Regions from separate parts of the Mus musculus genome. Here region 2 is linked to region 1. Evidence: chromatin loops called from intact Hi-C (ENCODE). Cell type or tissue: left cerebral cortex. All regions are shown on one strand. Region 1 overlaps Zmym2 (zinc finger, MYM-type 2). Region 2 holds the start of 2410022M11Rik (RIKEN cDNA 2410022M11 gene).

Region 1 (2,500 bases):
TGCCTCCTGAGTGCTGGGATTAAAGGTGGGCACCACCACCATCTAGCATTTTCTATTTTTTTTTTTAAAAGAACTGAACAGGATTCAAGCACTTTTTATGTTTCCACTTCCAAGCAAGAAAAGGTTATTCTGACTCAGTTTAAGTTTGAGATCTCCGACATGAGAATCCAGTCCAGTCCAGCTGCTGATGGTGGGCTCTGTCGCCACACTGCTTTGTGTTCAGAACCTGCTTCACTGGGTCCTTCCCAGGATCCTTCTACGCCTACTCCCTCCTCTGCAAATTCAGAGTAAAGACAGTGTTCAGAAGGGGAAAATATTATTAGCTATACTACCAAGTTCTCCTGTGGATTAAATTACTTAATACAAGTTTAAAACGTTTAACAATGGGTTGGAGAGATGGCTCAGCAGTTATAAAGTACAGTTTCCAGTACCCACATAGTGGCTCACAACAGCCAATACCTTTTTCTGACATCCTTGGCCACAAAGTACATGTATGTCACACATACATTCAAACAGGTAAAACAATCATACACATTAAAAATAAATCCAAGCCGGGCGTGGTGGCGCACGCCTTTAATCCCAGCACTCCAGAGGCAGAGGCAGGCAGATTTCTGAGTTTGAGGCCAGCCTGGTCTACAGAGTGAGTTCCAAGACAGCCAGGGCTACACAGAGAAACCCTGTCCCAAAAAACCAAAATAAATAAATCCAAAGTAACCATAAGCATCTATACTTATAACACACCTTTAAAAGTATACAAGTAACAACAGGAGCTGTACTGGGCTCAAGAGTAATATTTGGGGCTAGAACTGTAGCATAGTTGGTGAGGTGCTTGCTAGCGTGCAGGAAGCTGGGTTTGATTCCCAGCACCACATAAATATAACAAGAGGACACAAGTCATAGCACTTGGGAAGTTGAGACTGAGGGATCACAAGTTCAAAGTCATTCTAGGCTACGCAACAAAAGTTCAAGGTCAACCTGGGATACATTAGATGCCATCTCAAAATAAGTGATAGGGCCTGCAAGATGGCTGAATGGATAGAGGGGCCTGCTACATGAGCCTAACAACCTGGCTTGGATTCACTGAACCAATTAGACAGTGAAGGGTAGAACCAACTCCAAAAGTTGTCCTGACCTACACACTGGTGCTCTGGCATGTGCACCAACACAAACACACCATGCACTCACACACTATAAAAATTTTTAGAAATCCATAAAAAGCGTGACATAATAGAGAACTGGTCAACACCAGAGATGAAAGACTAAGTAGAGGACTGCACAGGTCTAAGCAGCATCTACTTGGTAAGATGAAAACAACAGATGCAAAGAACATGAAAGATCTAGAAACACGTCCACCTTCATGGTCAAATTCTGTCACTCAGACCAGGCATAAAAAGTTAAGCAGCTCTCCATAGTTGTCCATTACCAGAGGTCCATTAACCATGATGACAAGAAAAATGTCAAAAATGGTTGCATGCACTTCAAACCAAATAACATTAATTCCCACTCTGTAACTCTAGAGGGCACCAGAAATATGCCCTCCTTCCCAACACCCCTCCTCCCCACCGGTAACGTGAGCAGCTGCAGAAGCCCGTCGTCTGGTTGCTGAGGTTGGTATTGCAGCAGCAGAAGCGATGTCTGCAGCGGTGCAAACAGCAGCGCCCACTCCCAGCTGCCTCACCAGGCATCACTGGAGTTTCTCCCCGACAGCAGCTGCCACCCAAGAGAAGGCTCCTCCCCTTAAGAACAACCAGGAGGGCCAAATCCTATAGCTGAACCCCTATAATCCAACCACGTCCTCTGTTAATAAGCAAATTAGAAGAAAAGGACTCACAATGGTGTTTTCCTCACTTTCTGCCAAAGATGCACCAGATAGGGTTGAACGAAATTTCTGGTCCTGGGATAAAAGAGAAAAAAAAAAAGGGGGGGGGGAGAGAAATGGATGAACACCCAATCTGGTAGGAGCACCAAGCCGATTTCACCAGGAGGAGGCAGAGAAGGGACTAAGGGGTCAAGGAGGTTTGGCCCTTCTATTATTACCCCAAAGCCCACGCAAAACAGCCTACTACTTACTACCCAAGTGGAGTGAAATATTTTATTTGGAGCCAAAGCCCATGTGTAAGCCTCAATCTGCAGGGAAAGGGACCTGAGGGCACCAAGCCTGCTATGGGGTAGGGAGGGGGAAGGGCAAACATTGCCCCGACGCCAGCAAGGGACTTGCACTCCCTCGCAAGTATTACCACCACGGTTATTCCAGTCAAACTCAGCACCAATTTACAGGTAAAAACCAGTTTATGTCAACGATGGGCTGATATTGCCCATATTTGCCCCAAGCAGTTGCCCTGGGCCCGAGGTTTGCCCCCCCTGCAGTCCGAGACCGGCAGCGCTGCCTCCCCGTCCGCCATTAGAGACCCAGCCAAACAATACGTGAGGAGCAAGAGCCGCGCAGCACAGCGCCGGGGAGGAGACCAGCGACGAAGAGGACGCCGCAAGACTCAAAAGG
Region 2 (2,500 bases), 76 kb after region 1:
GTGAATCAACTTAGTGGACCTACAGTTTTGTATTTCCAAATGCTTAAGAGAAAGGGGGATGGTTATCATCTTCAGCAGTCGTGGAAATGTTACTATGATTAACACATTTATTTTCAGCCATTGAAGACTTAAATAAAATGCTGGTGATGTTGGTAACGTCCAGAGAGTAAAGCATTATGTAATATAAAAGCTTACTTAACTCTCCCACCAATCAACCCACGGACAAGAAACATGACTTAGGGTTATATGTTTGTCATCCAATGAGCATGCTTTTATCATACTTCAGAAGAGAAAAAAAGGGGATGTGCGTTTTAAATATTGAAAAAAAAAACTCCGGTTTCTGTAACTCTGAGATATGTATATGTGCTCATGAATGTATTTGTACATCTATGTGTGTAGGTAGGCCAGAAGAGCTTGTCCAAAAAAGGGCTTGGATCTCCTGGAACTGCAGTTGCTGGCAGTTGGAAACTGCTCCACGAAGGTACAAATCTGGTAGTCTTTAAGAGCAGGAAGCACTCATAACCTCTGAGCCATCTAATAGCCTTCCACTCAGCTGCCTGGTTTTTGTGGTTTTGTTTTGTTTTTTCTCTTTGAGGCAGTTAATGTATCCTGGGTCAGCTTTGAACTGATTCTGCTACTTCTGTGCCTTTAATACTGGCACTCCATTCCTGTGCTATGAGGTGTGGGATTTTGTTTTCAAATCATATCTAAGCCTAAACCAAGAAAGCAGTGGTGACATGCTTACAATCCCAATGCTCCAGAGGCAGAGGAAGAGAGAGGCAAAGGCAGAAGAAAGATCACAGAGTTCCAGGCCAGACTATGCTAGACATTGTCTTAAAAGAGAGACTCATATATATTTTTGCTCTTTTGGTTTTTCAACTCAGGGTTTTTCTGTGTAGCCCTGACTGTCCAGGAATCCACTTTGTAGACCAACCTGGCCTCGAACTCACAGATATCCAACTGCCTCTGCCTGCAAGTGTTGGAACTAAAAGCATGCGCCACCAAGTCCAGTTAAGAGTCATATATTTTCACATATTATGTAACAAGAACCTCAATCCAACCTAAAAGCATCAGTTGTAATCCCGCTAACAAACACCAGGGCGAGGTGCATTTCTTAGGTTACAGGGAGTCCTGGAAATCCGGCACCAAGTCTTCTGCCAAAGACATGGGTATAGACGAGGAACAAAAGACCCTCGTGCCGCCCTCCAGCGGCTCCGCTCCGAATGCGTCCGGTGGGACTCCCATTAGAGGGTCACTGCCCACGGAGCCAGGATGAAGCGAAGGGCACGCGATGGCCCGAGGCCCGGCAAACGTGGAGGACAGGCGCCGGGCAGGCCGGAGAGCGCGTGCTCGGCCAGGCACCGACGGCCAAGGCCAGACAGCCCAGGTCCCAGGGGCGCGAGCCCGCTAAGGGAGCCCGGGGCTCCATCTTGCCCGGCGGCAGTCTGGGGTCACCACTGTCCTGTGGCCCCGCCGCAATCTCGGCGCGCAAACTCTTGGCGGCCGAGGACAAGGCCTATGGTAGAGCGCGATCGGACTCGTTCCGGGCCAAGTTTCTCGTCCCCACGGGTTCGGTTCTGATGGGCCCCAAGTTCTCCCAACAGATCCCACAAAATGGAGGCCGACGTCTCCTCCCGCCGCAGCCATGGCGGAGGTGGGACACCCTTCCCACGGGCCAGGCAAGGTGGAAGCGCCTGCACGGCCGCCAGCGCACCAGTCCCCTTGCGGCCGCGGCCGGGCTCGCCCCCTCGGTCCGCCGCAGGCATTGCCGGGCTCGCCAGTCGCCGGGGTCTTGGGGGCCTGGACAGGGAGGACGCCGGGACATCGAGGCCGCGTCTCTCCTCGAGCAGAGTCGCAAAGGGCCGTGGCGACCGTCTGGAGGCCGAGACCCAGTGTCCCGATCCCGGGCCCACCGGAAGCCTCGACGAATATCGCCCGCCCCCAGGGCCGAAGCGCGAGCCGAACTGCGGGCAGCGCCACTCGGGCTCCTGACCCGGGCAGACCCCGCGAGTGGGGGCGGGGCGGGGGCACGGAGGGAGGGCGGAAGAGAGGGAGGGCCGGCCCAGCCCGGGGCTGGCGGCGGGGGGGGGGGGGGGGGGGGCCGGCAGGCCCGAGGGCGTGGCCCAGGTCTGACGGACAGCCGCCGTGACTACCTCACCGAGGAGGGTCCTGAAAGAAGGCCGACTGGGCCAATGGAGCCTGCCCGAGGCATTCCGTGCCGCCCACGCCATCAGCCAATGAGCGTGCGGAGGGCGGGGCCTCCCCGGGCCCCGCCGTGCCACCGCCTCCTCTGCCTCCTCCTCACCAGCGCTAAAGCCGGGACTGGACCGAGCGGAGTTGTGCGTGTCGCCGAAGGGGGGTGGGCCGGGGGAGGGGAGGTTCGTTCCGCGGAGCTGCAGCCAGAACCCGGTGAGGCTTCTCCCCGCCGTCTTTCCTGTCGAGGGCCGCGGAGAGTGGGGGTGGCTGGGAGCAGCGCAGCCTCGGGAGGAGGAGGCGGAGG

Evidence for each region. Hi-C counts contacts between places; a loop is a spot of excess contacts. Peaks named below come from ENCODE experiments on the same cell type or tissue, not always from the same donor. Only the 100,000 strongest peaks of a DNase experiment are listed, where the experiment ranks them.
Region 2: a loop joins it to region 1, with 6 times the contacts of the local background. A loop is called at or near these places in 22 of 42 quality-filtered maps.

Annotation. Positions count from the first base shown.
Region 1 is chr14:56,887,189-56,889,688 of GRCm38, reverse strand. It overlaps Zmym2 (zinc finger, MYM-type 2), which reads right to left. Exons shown (of 25, transcript NM_029498.4): 2 at 1,832-1,894. Among named protein-coding and RNA genes, the nearest start is that of Zmym2, 1.8 kb to the right of the region's middle. In left cerebral cortex, CTCF peaks have their summits at 1,525 (motif pointing right) and 2,356; DNase peaks (open chromatin) are centred at 1,590 and 2,360; H3K4me3 peaks cover 986 bases; H3K27ac peaks cover 964 bases.
Region 2 is chr14:56,811,501-56,814,000 of GRCm38, reverse strand. 2410022M11Rik (RIKEN cDNA 2410022M11 gene) reads right to left here and starts at 2,012. Exons shown (of 1, transcript NR_152252.1): 1 at 102-2,012. It also overlaps a transcript of Zmym5 not described here. In left cerebral cortex, a CTCF peak has its summit at 1,064; DNase peaks (open chromatin) are centred at 468 and 1,093; H3K4me3 peaks cover 1,301 bases; H3K27ac peaks cover 1,486 bases.